Linked DNA regions of Homo sapiens: region 1 is linked to region 2. Evidence: chromatin loops called from intact Hi-C (ENCODE). Cell type or tissue: dorsolateral prefrontal cortex. All regions are shown on one strand.

The links. A loop is a pair of places that touch in the nucleus more often than their neighbours do. Peaks named below come from ENCODE experiments on the same cell type or tissue, not always from the same donor. Only the 100,000 strongest peaks of a DNase experiment are listed, where the experiment ranks them.
Region 1: it touches region 2 in a loop (2.0-fold over the local background); 3 of 110 quality-filtered maps call a loop at or near these places.

The regions. Positions count from the first base shown.
Region 1 is chr17:4,195,317-4,203,316 of GRCh38, reverse strand. ANKFY1 (ankyrin repeat and FYVE domain containing 1) reads left to right here. Exons shown (of 25, transcript NM_001330063.2): 8 at 5,740-5,944; 9 at 7,846-7,914. It also overlaps the pseudogene LOC100420060. Among named protein-coding and RNA genes, the nearest start is that of CYB5D2, 56 kb to the right of the region's middle. In dorsolateral prefrontal cortex, CTCF peaks have their summits at 3,093 and 3,293 (motif pointing left); a DNase peak (open chromatin) is centred at 3,321.
Region 2 is chr17:4,538,269-4,546,268 of GRCh38, reverse strand. SPNS2 (SPNS lysolipid transporter 2, sphingosine-1-phosphate) reads right to left here. Exons shown (of 13, transcript NM_001124758.3): 13 at 7,234-8,000. MYBBP1A (MYB binding protein 1a) reads left to right here. Exons shown (of 26, transcript NM_014520.4): 14 at 327-423; 15 at 508-659; 16 at 924-1,010; 17 at 1,094-1,243; 18 at 1,348-1,518; 19 at 1,623-1,780; 20 at 3,104-3,356; 21 at 3,528-3,653; 22 at 3,737-3,805; 23 at 4,378-4,485; 24 at 4,705-4,806; 25 at 5,785-5,921; 26 at 6,302-7,365. The coding sequence ends at 6,854. Among named protein-coding and RNA genes, the nearest start is that of MYBBP1A, 13 kb to the left of the region's middle. In dorsolateral prefrontal cortex, a CTCF peak has its summit at 4,525; DNase peaks (open chromatin) are centred at 4,568 and 4,743; H3K4me3 peaks cover 4,241 bases; H3K27ac peaks cover 7,490 bases.

The sequences.
Region 1 (8,000 bases), 340 kb after region 2:
TAGTCAATAGTCATGCCTCATTTACCTGGCAGTGTCAGTGAATGAGGTGATGAAGTAACTGAAACTTTTAAGCACCAGCTTTTATTTTAACTGTTTCTGATGATTTGAAATCTTTCTAAAATGTGTTAACCATTTTCTTATTGACAGAAACCTTATAAACGGTGATTGTGACATTTTCTGTTCCCTCCCTTTGTTCTGCTCTTCTGATATCAGTTGTCCTTTTCCTTTATGTACCCTCTGGGCTTTCTTTTAATGTAAAACTTTATTAATTTTCTATTTCTAGTAATTTCTAAATAGCTTCTTTGTGTGGGGTGAATATATATATATATATATATGTGTATGATTATAAGTAAAAAGAACTTTATATTTGGATCTTATTAATAAAGTAAATCTGATCCAAAGTCTATAATTCTTCTAAGAGGACTTAAGGATTTAAGATATAAAATTTTTTTTTATCATGCTATCCATCTGAATCCAGTCATTCATAGGTTTTCATATACCTGTGCAGTATTGCCCAGTTTATCTTCTGTATGTTTGGTGTATTATACATTTTTCATTAACCTATCTTTTCTTAGCTTTACTGTGTATTTATCTCTCTTTTTTTTTTTTTTTTTTTTTTTGAGACGGAGTTTCGCTCTGTCGCCCAGGCTGAAGTGCAGTGGCACAATCTCGACTCACTGCAAGCTCCGCCTCCCGGGTTCACGCCATTCTCCTGCCTCAGCCTCCCGTGTAGCTGGGACTACAGGCGCGCGCCACCATGCCCGGCTAATTTTTGTATTTTTAGTAGAGACGGGGTTTCACCGTGTTAGCCAGGATGGTCTCGATCTCCTGACCTCGTGATCCGCCCGTCTCGGCCTCCCAAAGTGATGGGATTACAGGCGTGAGCCACTGCGCCCGGCCTCTTTTTTTTTTTTTTAAGACACAGTCTTGCCCTGTCACCCAGGCTGCAGTGCAGTGCTGCAATCTCGGCTCACTGCAACCTCCGCCTCCCGGGTTCAAGCGATTCTCCTGCCTCAGCCTCCCTAGTAGCTGGGATTACAGGCACATGCCACTACGCTTGGCTAATTTTTCTATTTTTGTAGCGATTGGGTTTGCCATGTTGGCCAGGCTGGTCTCAAACCCCTGGCCTCAAGTGAAATGCCCGCCTCGGCCTCCCAAAGTGCTGGGATTACAGTCAGGAGCCGCTGCGCCCGGCCACTATGTATTTGTGTCTTAGTTTGGAATATATTTTAAGCTTAAAGGTAATGAAACTACATTAACCCTTCTCCCCTGAGTATCTCATATTTTGGACTTTTCATTAAGGCCCTTTGTCCTAATAATTCTAAAGTTTCTTTCTACTCCCAGAATGTAAGTGGCCGTCTCTAGGATATTTAGTTGTATTGCTAATATATTGTTGTCTTTACATATTTTTTCCTATACCAAATCCGTGTGGAGTTTGTTCATGCTACAGAGTAGGACCCTCTGCGTATATGTATAAATGGATAGCAAAAGCCTGACCTAGCCTAACCCCCTATATGCATGTTACCTGCTGCCTGCAGTGCTTTACTGCCTCTGTACTGTGAAGAAATCTAAGCTTTGATACTGGGAAAGATTGCAACCTTCTGCACCCCTTACCCCACCCAAAACGGGAGCAGAAGAATGAAAATATTTCAAGAGAAGGGACTTACTGGAAAATTGTTAAGTTACCTGAAGTCATGATTCATTCAAATAAGAGCCTTTCTGATAAAGTAGAACCCAATAGCCCTAACCAGTCAAATCCATTTTCTTCTCAAACATTTCCCAGGTTCTGTTTTGTATAAGACAGTGTGAATACAAAAAAAAAAAAAAAAAAAAAAAATCAGACACAGGCCAATCTAGCATCTGAGGAGCGAGTCAGCATCTGAGGCCTCTTGTCTGCCCCAGTGCCAGAGCCCACATTCTCTAGCAAGATGGTCTCTTGGAAGAAAGCATAGAGCAGATGGGAAGTGTTGAAAAAGAGACAATCGGCCTGGGCGCAGTGGCTCACGCCTGTCATACCAGCACTTTGGGTGGCCAAGGTGGGAGGATCACTTGAGGCCAGGAGTTTGAGTCCAGCCTGGGCAACATAGTGAGACCTCACCTCTACAAAAATATTTTCAAATGAGCCAGGCAGGGTGGCATGCGCCTGTACCCCTAGCTACTTGGGAGGCTGAGGCAGGAGGATTTCTTGAGGCTGGGAGGCTGAGGTTGCAGTGAGCCATGATGGTACCACTGCACTCCAGCTTGACCAACAGAGTGAGACCCTGTCTCAAAAACCAAAAACCAAAACAAAAGCAAATGATTTTCTAATTTCATACCTACTGAGAACCAGATGAAACCTGTATATTCAAATGAAAATGGGCACAGGAATACAGGCAACAGACCTGAGAGAGCTTTACCACTCCTGAAACCCCATTCTAGATATTCAGACTGTAGATATGTAGTCGAAGGAGATGAAATGATATCGTAAGATATGAAAGGAAAACTTTGGAAGAGAGAGAAAATCATCGTCTCGAGTTGTGATTCAAAGGAGTCTGCACTCACAATTCTAACAATTAGGAACCGAAGCATCCTGATGCAAAGACAAAAGCACATCCTATGGAAAGATCCATAAATTAAAGAAGTTCCAAGGCAGCTTCAACAATCTAGCATTCATCGCAAGGTCACCCACACATTTAAGGAGTATAGTCAACTCTCATGGGACCAGCAAATCAAACTCTAGGACGTTGTTCTGCATGCTGGGGATCATCCAGCTGAAGAAGGATGTGATTTGCAAGAAATTCATCCTGTAGACCTTGGTGAAATGGAGACGGAATCTGCAGAAAGTACCTCTGAATCCCAGCTCTTGGGTTAACTTGCTATCACCCATCAGAGTCACACATGGGGACTTCAAGTTGCAAGTTGCAAATGATTTTTATTTGGAAGATGTTTAACTGAACCCTTGAAAGACTTTCCAGGCCAGGTGCCGTGGCTCACGCCTGTAATCCCAACACTTTGGGAGGCTGAGGTGGGCGGATTGCTTGAGCCCAGGAGTTCAAGACCAGCTTGGGCAATGGTAGCAAAACCCACCTCTACCAAAAACACAAAAAAATTAGCCGGGTATGTTGGCGTGCACCTGTAGTCCCAGCTACTCAGGAGGCTGAGCTGGGAGGATCAACTGAGCCCTGGAAGTTGAGGCTGCAGTGAGCCGTGATGATGACACTGCACTTCAGCCTGGGTGACAGAGTGAGACCCTGTCTCAAAAACAAAAAAAAAATCCCCAAAACCCAACTTTCCCGATATGAGCTCATTGATGCCACCTGGAGGCTACTGAGAGCAATTGCTTTCACCCAGCAAGGCGTGATGCCCCAAGCCTTTGTAACAGGTTTCTGTTCTGTGTGTTATGATGCTTTGCTATTCTTGCCTTGTTTTCTTAAGAAACATACATTTTATATATACATGGTGTTTGCGTGTTTTAAATGTTAAATATAACTAAATCCAAGAAAGACTGAACTTTTAATCTTACAACAAATTTAATTGCTTAATCCTTGTCATCCTCCAAGTTAACTTGACAAGTAAACTTTAACTGGTTTTTCAGAAGTATTTTTTAACACTAAATGGCCACTTGTCAGATTGCTTAGTTCCGAGTTTAACCATGTATTTGTAGAACCAATCTAGAGTCAATTTCTCTTTACTAGTGTCTGACAAAGTATTTTCACAAATGTGTACCATTAACATTTTCATCTTAATTCTTGGCCTTTTGTCAACATGTCAAGGTAGTTTTTTTCACTCCTACAGAGCATAAATAGTCAAAGATGGTAAATGAAACTATTAAAATTAATGAATTTTGGCCAGACACAGTGGCTTATGCCTGTAATCCCAGCACTTTGGGAGGCTGAGACAGGTGGATCCCTTCAGCCCAGGGGTTGGAGACCAGCCTGGGCAACATGGTGAAACCCCATCTCTACTAAAAATATAAAAAATAAGCCAGGCATGGTGGCATGCGTGCCTGTAGTCTCAGCTATTCAGGAGACTGAGTTAGGAGAATCCTCTGAGCCAAGAAGTTGAGTCTGCAATGAGCCGTGATCGTGCCAGTGCACCAGCCTGGGTGGCGGGGGTGAGACTCTGTCTCAAAAAATAAGAAGAAGAATGGTTTTTCTGTAAGTTACTCAGCCTTTGTTGAGTCAGGATCTCTCTCTGTCACCCAGGCTAGAGTGCAGTGGCACAGTCATAGCCCACTGCAGTCTCGAACTCTGGGGCTCAAGCGATCCTCCCACCTCATCCTCCTGAGTAGCTGGAACCACAGCTGTTGTCACCGCTCCTTGCTAAGTTTTTTTTTGTAGAGATGGGGTCTCCCCATGTTGCCAGGCTGGTCTTGAACTCTTGGGCTCAAGTGATCCTCCCACCTCGGCCTTCCAAAGACCTGGGATGTTATTCAGTCTTAATTTGATATCTGTAAATTGTCCTAGGTAGACTCTTATCTGTAATACTCCAAGAGGTAAGTCAATGGAAGGGATTTAGAAAGAAATTTTGTTTCCACAACAAGGTTATTTACCATGTGAAATTTTTGTAAATAGTAATGTGTACAGATACTCTGTTCAAATATTTCATTGTAAACTTCTTATTAAGTCAGTTATGTGTATATAATGAGATTACAAAACTAAAAAGAGGCCGGGCACGGTGGCTCACATCTGTAATCCCAGCATTTTGGGAGGCCGAGGCAGGTGGTTTTCCTGAGCTCAGGAGTTTGAGACCAGCCTGTACATCATGGTGAAACCCCGTCCCTACTAAAATACAAAAAATTAGCCAGGTGTGGTGGCACATGCCTATAGTCCCAGCTGCTTGGGAGGCTGAGACATGAGAATTGCTTGAATTTCGGAGGCGGAAGTTGCAGTGAGCTGAGATTGCACCACGGCACTCCAGCCTGGGTGACAGAGCAAGGCTCTGTCTGAAAAAAAAAAAAATCTAAAAAGAAAATAAATTTTATAATAATAAAACAGACATGGGATTACTCTGAGTAGGAACGTGAATGCAAGTACAGCAGAATGGGGGTAGGTGTTGCTTAGTTAGGTACAAGCTGTGGTCAGGAAATAAGAAAGAAAGAGAAAGAGAGAGAGAAATTGTGTAGGGAGGGATCCTGGAAACCCTTCTGAGAGATGACCGAAGGAGGCCTTTGAAGAGTAGAAGCCTAGTGTTCTTTTTTTTTTTTTTAAGACGGAGTTTTGCTCTTAATCCCCAGGCTGGAGTGCAATGATGTGGTCTCAGCTCACCGCAACCTCCACCCCCTGGGTTCAAGCGAATCTCGTGCCTCAGCCTCCCAAGTAGCTGGGATTACAGGCGTGCACCACCACGCCCGGCTAGTTTTGTATTTGTAGTAGAGACGGGGTTTTTCCCTGTTGGTCAGGCTGGTCTCCAACTCCCGACCCCAGGTGATCCGCCCACCTCGGCCTCCCAAAGTGTTGGGACGACAGGCATGAGCCACTGCGCCTGGCCCAGCCTAGTATTCTTAAACAGTGAAAGGATACTGAGGTGAGGAGGCAGGACAAGTGGTAACAGGTAACCAAAAATTGAGCAGAGCCTTTTGAATTCGTCTGTAACTCCATGATCTCAATGAGTTTCCACTTACAGATGCCCCAAGAGGTTCCTTCAGACACATCTAGTTATCGCTCTCCTTTGTCTGCAGTCATTTTCTGCTCCCTCTTGAAGAAGCACTGGCCAGAATACTTTGCCCTGACACTGTTTCTTCTATTATTTCTTTTCAAGGAGATCTCTTTGCTGCCACTTTCCTCATTAAGAATGGGGCCTTTGTCAACGCTGCTACACTGGGTGCCCAGGAGACACCACTGCACCTTGTGGCCTTGTACAGTTCAAAGAAACACTCAGCAGATGTGATGTCTGAGATGGCGCAGATTGCAGAGGCCCTTCTGCAGGCTGGTGCCAACCCCAACATGCAGGACAGCAAGGGGAGGTAAGCTGGGGAGCAGACACTGTGCCCTTAGCACTGTTCTCAGAAGATATCTTACAGTAGCATGTAATTGGCATACGGGGAGTTCATGTTCTTTAGTTTGGCATTATTCAGTCTTATTTTCATTAAAGTCACAGACATCGATGTGTAGTAGTAGTGTCACTACTAAAACCAGAGGCATTTGGGGAAAACATTTCTATCCTGGGTAACTGAAGTCTTCGAGGTTTTTTTTGTGTGTTGTTTGTTTGTTTTTAATTGTGTCAGCATCTCACTCTGTCACCCAGGCTGGAGCGCAGTGGTATGATCTTGGCTCACTGCAGCCTCTACCTCCTGAGCACAGGTGATCCTCTCACCTCAGCCTCCTGAGTAGGTGAGACTACAGGCACACGCCACCCCACTTGGCTGATTTTTGTATTTTGGTGGAGACAGGGTTTTGCCATGTTGTCCAGGCTGGCCTCGAACTCCTGAGCTCAAGCAATCTGCCCACCTCGGTCTCCCAAAGTGCTGGGATTACGGGCGTGAGCCAGTTTTCGAGCTTTTAAGCAATTTGTATCTCATGTTTGAAGGAACCAGAGTGGTCATCTAGTCCAGTGCCTCCAAGGAAACCTTGTAGCATTTCTTAGAGTTGCTTGGATAGTTTGAAGAACTATTGAGGTCTAATTGTTAGAAAATTCTAATTGTTAGAAAATTCTCTATATTAAACCCAATTTTACCTTCTCGTAAACACTCCCACTTTATCTGCACAGCTTGCTACCTTTGTCCATAGCACGGCCCTTTGCATATTTAACAATATTTATTGTGTTCATTTTGCCCCTTTCCAGAAATAGTTGAGGATTCCTTGTGGTAGGATCTGAGAAAAGGCTACTTGTCTTGGGACAGTGGTGTGAGGGGCTGTGAAGGATAGTTAAGTCACCTGAATCACTGACCACAGTTGGGACCCGCTTGTCATTAGAACATTCTCAGTATTTTATACCTTTGAAAAACCTCTCAAAAAAAAGATTTTTTGTAAAGTTTGGTTGTCAGACAGGAGAATGTATTTATGTGATAGATAAGTACGTAAATAAGATGTAGCTTCATGAAATCTCAGTATCATGTGATAATTACCTTATTTCCTAAAATAATTGCATCCCTTTCCCTGCTGTTGATTCTTTCATTTTTTTCCTCCAACGGCAATAAACTCGCAGTGTGTGTGTGTGTGTGTGTGTGTGTGTGTGTGTGTGTGTGTGTGTGTAGTAGATGCAGCCTTGGGCTCTGACTCAAAGTGTGTGTTTTTGGGGGGAGGTGGGGGGCGGGGTAGGTGCAGCCTTGGGCCCTGACTCACTGTGTGGGTGGGGGGTGGTGGGGGGGGTGGGTGGGTAGGTGCAGCCTTGGGCCCTGACTCGGGGGTGTGTGTGTGTGTGTGTTAGTGGTGGCTCTGCAGTGCCAGTCTCCTGCAGGGCTCCCGAGTGCTAAATGAAAGCAGTGAAAGGGGTTAAATGCCGCTTTCATCAGTTCTTTCCTGTTGCTGCTCTGAGTGTGTTTGAGAAGAATAGAAGATTATGGGGGAGAGTTTCCTTTTAGAATTGATGGAGAAGAGATGAGGGAAAATCTGCACACCTGTGGCAGAAACTGCTGTTCTCAAGAAAATCCTGTCTGTGCCTTCAGGAAGGGGTTGGGATTGAGTTGGGGAGTATTTGAGATCACTTCCTTGAGCTGATTCTTGTCCATTTTGGCCGCTGAATAATGGTCACATATAAGCAGATCCGTTTTCAGGTTTTGATACTGGGTCATGGTTTTAGAAGCCTTGTAGAAATGTGGGATTTCTTGCGGGTGGTGATTCTGCCTGGGATTCTGGTTGCGTCTTGCCGTGAGTCATCCTGAACAGGCCTGTCCTGAACTGACCCCTCTTCTTTTGGATCCCGCAGGACTCCTTTACATGTGTCCATCATGGCCGGGAATGAATATGTGTTCAGTCAGCTGCTGCAGTGCAAACAGTACGTAGGGAGACACGCACAAGTGAGAAGGCGGTTGTGAGGGGGGATTGTGAGTGAAAAATCATTCTTTTTAAACATCTTTAGTG
Region 2 (8,000 bases):
TACACGCCTGCAATCCCAGCTACTTGGGAGGCTGAGGCAGGAGAATGGCTTGAACCTGGGAGGCAGAAGTTGTGGTGAGCCGAGATCAGACCACTGTACTCCAGCCTGGGCAATAGAGCGAGACTCCATCTCAAAAGCCCTCAGCTCTTGGGGTGTCCAGCTGGGGTCTTCTGTTCTGGATTGTGGGGGTGACTGGCCAGGGCGGGCCAGTGGCTGGGTGTTGGAGGCTTCTTGATGCCACTGCTGCCATTTGGCCAGCCCCTTGCCTGGTTTAGAAGGGCTGGGGACAGGGCCTGGCCCCAGTGTGTGTCCTACCCTGCCCGCAGTCCCCTGCAGAGAGCTGTGACCTGCTGGGTGACATCCAGACCTGCATCAGGAAAAGTCTGGGAGAGAAGCCCCGCCGGAGCCGCACCAAGACCATCGGTGGGTCCTTGGTCACGAGAGGGACTAGAGTGGTGGGGTGGGGCCAGCGGTCCCCTATCCGGGCTCAACCCCTCCCTCTTGCAGACCCCCAGGAACCCCCGTGGGTAGAGGTGCTGGTGGAGATCTTGCTGGCCCTGTTGGCCCAGCCCAGCCACCTCATGCGCCAGGTGGCCCGGAGCGTGTTTGGCCACATCTGCTCCCACCTGACCCCGCGTGCCCTGCAGCTAATTCTGGATGTGAGTTGGGACCTTTGGGAGTGGAATGTGGGCTGGGGCTCACTGAGCAGCGAGCTGCACCAGGGGTGCCGCTTCAGCCTCCAGCCTCCCTGCCGGGAGCCTGCGGCCGGTGGGAGGGGTCTCAACGAGGCCTTGGCCTGGCCTGGCCGCCTCTCCTAGGCTCCGTTTTCTTCTGGGAAATGGAGGTCTTTGGTCAAGGCTGAGTGGGGCCTGGAGAGGAGGGCGGGGGCTGCAAATGGGTCAGTGGCTGGCACCCCTCCCCAGGTGCTGAACCCCGAGACCAGTGAGGATGAGAATGACCGTGTGGTGGTGACGGACGATTCTGATGAGCGGCGGCTGAAGGGTGCAGAGGTGTTGCCAGCATGGGCCGGGCGGGGGCGGTGGGGAGTGGGACGATCGGGGAGGTGTGTGACGCGCCTGCCTCTACCACACAGGACAAGAGCGAGGAAGGTGAGGACAACAGAAGCTCAGAGAGTGAAGAGGAGAGCGAGGGGGAGGAGAGCGAGGAGGAGGAGCGCGACGGGGACGTGGATCAGGGCTTCCGGGAACAGCTGATGACCGTGCTGCAGGCTGGGAAGGCGCTGGTGAGTGGGGGAGGTGGAGGGGGGGGCGGCCGGGGAGGGCTCGGGTGTCCCCATGTTGTGTGCCTGCCCGAGGCCTGGCTGACCGCTGGGCCTCTGTCCCTCAGGGTGGAGAGGACAGTGAGAACGAGGAGGAGCTGGGGGATGAGGCCATGATGGCCCTGGACCAGAGCCTCGCCAGCCTCTTTGCCGAGCAGAAGCTGCGTATCCAGGCCCGGCGAGACGAGAAGAACAAGCTGCAGAAGGAGAAGGCTCTGCGGCGCGACTTCCAGATCCGGGTGAGCCTGGGGGCGGGCCGCACCCACCCCCGCCTCCCTGTGCGCCCACCCCCGCCTCCCTGTGCGCCCACCCCCGTGTTGCTGACCTGCCCTCCTGGCTGCAGGTGCTGGACCTGGTGGAGGTGCTAGTGACCAAGCAGCCCGAGAATGCCCTGGTCCTGGAGCTGCTGGAGCCGCTGCTGAGCATCATCCGGCGCAGCCTGCGCAGCAGCAGCTCCAAACAGGAGCAGGACCTTCTGCACAAGACGGCGCGCATCTTCACGTGAGCACGGGGGTGCAGGGCGGGCAGGTGTGGCCGGCAGCCCCCAGGCGCAGGAGAGCCAGAGCTCTAGGCTTGCTGTCTGCACAGGAAGGAGAGAGCCAAGCTTCCAGCCTGGGCCCCTAGCTCGCAGGCTCACTGCTCAGCCCTAGAGGCACACGTCACTTAGTGATTCCCACAGTCCTTGCTTCATCCCCGCGTTCTCCCGACACAGTGCCAACAGTGCCCTGGAGCTGGGGTCCATCCCTGCCCTTGACAGTCTCAAGTGGGGCTGTGCCAACAGTGCCCTGGAGCTGGGGTCCATCCCTGCCCTTGACAGTCTCAAGTGGGGCTGTGCTGGGGTGGAGGGGGACAGTGGGTGCACCTGTGGCAGGGGACACCCAACCCAGTCCTCGGAGGTGTAGTGTGCATGGGAGTTTGTCAGGCTGGGAGGCCTTGGGCAGGGCAGAAAGGGAGGAAGAGCATCCTGACGGGAGCTGGTCAGACACGCAGCTGGAAGGTCAGGCAAGCAGCGAGGCCACAGACCCCCGCACCCTCGCAGGCCCTGACCCTAGCGGTGCTGGAGGCCACAGAGGCATTATCAGCAAGAGCAGTGGCGTGGGGAAGGGTCTGAGTCTGGTTTGCCTTTTCAGAAACGGCTGGCAGCGTGGAGAAGGGTTTGGGAGGGGCTGTGCTGGAGGCAGAGGGCCCAGGAGGGAGGCGGTGGCAGGCGTGGGAGAGACAGGCAGGCACCTGGTAGACCTGCCTTCAGAGCTCAGGTGCTGGGGAGGTGAAGGCCTGGGAGCTGGGGCGCTGCGTGGATAGTCAGGAGGGGTGGGGAGTGTGACTGGCAGTGCATTCTTCACAAACCCAGGCCCGCCCGGGCCACGCCTTCTCAGATAGTTCTGCCAGCGTGCGTGGACAGTGTCGTTTGTTGAGCATCCTGCCTCTTGCCCCCATTATATCCCCGGCCCTGCAGGGCCACAGAGGGTTCTAAGCACATGAACCCTTGTCTCGCTTTACAAAAGGCCTGAAGGCCACTGCCCCATGAGAGACAAGTGTAGACAGGAGGGGTGCCCCAGGCAGGCAGTTGGCCCTTGGTGCAGCCTCCACTCAGGGAGCTGTTCTGTTCTCCCCTGGAGCGCCCCTGTCACCCCAGCACTCTGAGCCCACACAGCTTCCAGGCAGCCTGCAGGCGGCCCTGGGCCCTCCTCTGTGGCCTGGGTCGCCTCTGTCGTCTTCTAGGTCTGTTTCCCCACTTATAAAGTGGGACTTGGGTTGGCTCTGCTTGGCGGAGCAGGGTGGACCGAGAATGTTCTGACCAGCTCTCGTCCTCACCACCCACAGGCACCACCTGTGCCGTGCCCGGCGCTACTGCCACGACTTGGGTGAGCGCGCAGGGGCCCTGCACGCCCAGGTGGAGCGGTTGGTGCAGCAGGCTGGCCGCCAGCCCGACTCCCCCACCGCCCTCTACCACTTCAACGCCTCTCTCTACCTGCTCCGGGTCTTGAAGGGCAACACTGCTGAGGGCTGCGTGCATGAGACACAGGAGAAGCAGAAAGCTGGCACTGACCCCAGCCACATGCCCACGGGCCCGCAGGTGAGCAGGGCCTGGCCCAGGAGCAGCCCCAGGCATTTCACAGCCAGGGAGTGGAGGCCGGGACTTCCCCAGGGCCCAACCCTCAGCCTTCTGATGAAGGTAGGCCAGGCTCTGCTCCCATCCCAGGGACCCCTCTCCTGGCCTCACCCAGCTCGCTCTCCCCTGGCCTAGGCTGCCAGCTGCTTGGACTTGAACCTGGTGACCCGGGTGTACTCGACAGCACTGAGCTCCTTCCTGACCAAGCGCAACAGCCCCCTCACAGTTCCCATGTTCCTCAGCCTCTTCTCCCGGCACCCGGTGAGTGTTGGGGCCTGCCCTGCTTCCTCATGGTCCCTGCTCAGCCCAGCCTGCACCTCACAGCCCTTGTCACTCCCCACCAGGTGCTCTGTCAGAGCCTGCTCCCCATCCTGGTCCAGCATATCACGGGCCCGGTGCGGCCCCGTCATCAGGTGAGAGACTTCCCAGCTCCCAGCCCAGGGCCTGTCTGAATTAACCCGCTTAACCCTCTTCTGACTGGATATTGTGAGGCCCCAGAGCGCTGTCCTGGTGAGCACGGGCACAGCTGTCCCTGCCCCACTGGCTTGGCTGTGGGTACATGGTCTCTGAAGGGGGTGGCCGTGCCCTGGCCCCTGCCACACAGTGAACACACAGGAGCTGAGGGGGCAGGGCCAGCCTCACTCCCGCAGCCACTGCTGCCCATCTGGCCACACACAGGATGCCCCTGGTAGTGTCTGCTCTGGTGCCAGGGCTGTTGGGGGCAGGCTGGAGGAAGATGGCACTAAGCCAATAATGGGCAGGAATTGTCCCAACCTGAGGTCCCACCTCTATCCAGCTGGGAGGCCTTGGTGTCCCCACCTGCACACAAAGGCACAGGAGCAGGTAGTCACAGAGCCCAGAGCAGCAGGCAGCCTCACACGCTGCCCACAGCAGTGCCCAGCGGGCCCCCGAGCCCTCATGCATCCCTGAGCCGTGAGCACCCAACGTGCCAAGGCTCCTGCCACCCACCTTTGCCCACCCACAGGCCTGCCTGCTGCTCCAGAAGACCCTGTCCATGCGGGAGGTGAGGTCGTGCTTTGAGGACCCCGAGTGGAAGCAGCTGATGGGCCAGGTCCTAGCAAAGGTCACCGAGGTAACAGCCGGGGGGCGCCCTTTCCCCACCCCCTCAGAATCAGTTCTCCGGGAGACCGATCTCTGGGAAAGAAGTGAGGATTGGAGCCTGAGTCCAGAGTCGGGAGAACTGGGGTTGTCCCAGGAGACGGTCCCTGCCTCTGGGCTTTACTTCCGGCTGGGAAACAGAAAGGCTTTGAGCAGCTCTCCGGAGTGCCTCAGCCTGGCCACCCTTCCCTAGAACTTGCGCGTGCTGGGGGAGGCGCAGACCAAGGCGCAGCATCAGCAGGCACTGTCCTCCCTGGAGCTGCTCAACGTTCTCTTCAGGACCTGCAAACATGAGGTGAGGCGGGGGCCCAGTCCGCGGTCGTGTTCGGGTTCCTCTTGGGGGCCTTGGGGCCTCCCGGCCAGCAGTGCCATGCCCGGGCTGGACTGCAGGGATGGGGGTCATGTGGGGAAACTTCTCAGTGCCTGGGCCAGGGCTCTGGGCTGCCATTTGGGCAGTTACCAAACCATGGATGGGTGAGTGACTTGGGAAGGGACTGTGCCACCCTGTCCTCCTCCTGCAGGGCGGGGTGAGAGGGGGTGGGGTGGCACTGCCACATCCCGTGAGAAAGCCGAGAAGGGGCTGGCAGGGCTGGAGACTGTGGAAGGGTTGGAGAAGATTCAGGGTGAGCAGCCAGGTTTCCAGGCCTGGTACAGGAGTGTGGGCAGCCATCAGGGCAGGGCTGGGAGGCAGCTGGAGGTGGCCATCTGGGTCCCCCGGTCTGGCCCAGAGGGCGGGGTTTGGGAATCTTCAGCATAGGTGCTAGTCAGCCCTTGTGGAGGGAGAGCTTGCCAAGGGGGTGCTGGCAGGCAGAGGCGGGGCCCGGGACGGGGCCTTACAAAACTGGCTGATAGTGAGGAAGCCAGGAGAGCAGGGCTCCCGGAAGCTGGCGGATTCCAACAATAACCCATTCAGGATGTGCAGGAAGGTGGCAGGGTTGGGTGGGGAAGCGCTTTGGCAGCCCCGCGGTGATGGAGTGCTGGGGAGTGGCCCTCTTGGAGGTGGGTGGGCCCGGGCCACTGCTGGAGGGGAGGACACCGAGACTCTGAGACCAGGCCTTTGGCTATGGGAAGGAGGAGAACCAACACCTGGGGCGCGTGTTTCCTCCCTCGGTAAGAGACACGGATGACTTAACAGGCAGAAGGAGAGGCTGAGGCCCAGGAAGGGGCAGGGGTCACTGGTGAGGCAGCAACAGGGCAGAGGTGGGAAGACTGGGAGCCCGCGAGAGGCCCCGCCCTCTGTGGCCCCACAGCTCTGCCTTCCCACCCTCTGCAGAAGCTGACCTTGGACCTGACGGTGCTCCTGGGTGTGCTGCAGGGGCAACAGCAGAGCCTACAGCAGGGGGCACACTCCACCGGCTCCAGCCGCCTGCACGACCTCTACTGGCAGGCCATGAAAACCCTGGGAGTCCAGTAGGTTCTGGGAGGGGGACACACACCTTGGGTAGGGGCTGGGAACACCCTCACGCTGCTGCACACACACACACGCTGCACACACGCTGCTGCACACGCACACTGCACACGCATGCTGCTGCACACACATGCACTCAAGCGCATTCTCAGATGTGGGAGCTGTAGGACCCTCACAGGACCCTCGCAGGAGCCTCGCAGGACCCTCGCAGGACCCAGGGGCCTCGCAGGACCCTCATAGGACCCTCACGGGACCCTCATAGGGGCCTCACAGAACCTAGGGGCCTCAGAGGACCCTCAGAATCCAGGTGGAGGTAGCAGTCGCGGTGGCGGTGGCTGCTGCCCTCGATGGGCACCTTCTAACCTTGCTCACTTCCCTTCAGGCGCCCCAAGTTGGAGAAGAAGGATGCCAAGGAGATCCCCAGTGCCACCCAGAGCCCCATCAGTAAGAAGCGGAAGAAAAAGGGATTCTTGCCAGAGACGAAGAAGCGCAAGAAACGCAAGTCAGAGGATGGCACGCCAGCGGAGGATGGCACACCTGCAGCCACCGGCGGGAGCCAGCCCCCCAGCATGGGCAGGAAGAAGAGGAACAGGACAAAGGCTAAGGTCCCAGCCCAGGCAAACGGGACGCCAACCACCAAGAGTCCAGCCCCTGGCGCCCCCACCCGGAGCCCCAGCACCCCTGCCAAATCCCCAAAACTGCAGAAGAAAAACCAGAAGCCGTCCCAGGTGAATGGAGCTCCCGGGTCCCCCACGGAACCTGCAGGCCAAAAGCAGCATCAGAAGGCTCTTCCCAAAAAGGGGGTCTTGGGCAAATCACCACTGTCCGCGCTGGCACGGAAAAAGGCAAGGCTGTCTTTGGTCATCAGGAGTCCCAGCCTGCTTCAGAGTGGGGCCAAGAAGAAAGCACAGGTGAGGAAGGCAGGGAAGCCCTGAGCACAGGTACGGGCCCCCCTCAGCCCCTGCCTCCATCTGCCTGAGACGCCTATTTTTTTTTTTTTTTTTTAAACCATGATTTTAATACGCAAGCTGTTTCTAAGGCGCTGCCACTGGGGAGGGTGGCTGTTGCCGCCTGCCCGGGCATCCTGCTCTGGCAAGCACAGCCTGAGCCATTCCTGCAGGGGTCCCAGGGTGCAGAGACCTCCCCACCCCCGGTTCTGGGCTGGGACCCTGGCTCCAGGGCCATGTCCAGGGCTCTGGTGTTTGCCTGGGTTGGTGCAGGTTGATGTGCTGGCTGCAGGCAGGTGTGACCATCTCTCGTGCCTGCCACCTCTTTGCCCCCAGGCTTTTTTGCTGTGAGGGAGCCACCAGGGGGTGATTTAAATAGGTTTATTTCTTCATTTACAAGAGGAATATATTTGGCTTCTCTCTTAAGACTCTGAGATTCACAATCAGCAGCTCTAAAAAATAAAGGAGCAGTTTGGCTTCCGGAAGGAAGAGGAGGCAACACTCGGACCTGGTTCTTGTACAACAAGAAAACATCGCTGGGGCCCCGCTGAGGCTGGAGTGGGGGTGGAGGCTGGTCTTTGGAGGATGCCACCCCCACCCCATCCTCTTGTCAGGCCCTCGGGGTACCCCAGAGCTTGGTGGGTGAGTATTCCACCTGCTTACACACCACTGAAGCCACAGCCAGCCAGTAACTAAGGGGCAAGAAGAGCATTGTCCAAGCTGGCTCTTGGGGGGTCCCCCATTGGCCACAAGGCCTCACCCCCCACCCCACCCCCGCACCAGAACCACCTTGATTGCAGCAGAAGTGCAGGGAGTGGGTGACGCAGGGGGCTAAGCTCCCCCAAAGCGGGTTGGGGCTGGTGTGAAGTTGGCAGCTGCATCCTGGTGTGTGCATGGATGGGAGGTGGGTGATCGAAGGCCTGGCCCCCCCCTGGGGTCACTTGGTGGAATGCCAGCAGCCAGTGTTTGGGTAGGGGCCGCCTCTCCCGGGGCCTCAGCCTCAGCTCTGGGGCAGGAAGCTTTGTGGATAGCTGCTTCCTCCAGCAGCCGGAGCCCTGGCTACTGCCCCATGGATTCTGGGAATGGTCTCCTGGGCCCTGCCCCTGGAAAAGGCTCAGCTCAGCCTCGGGGAAG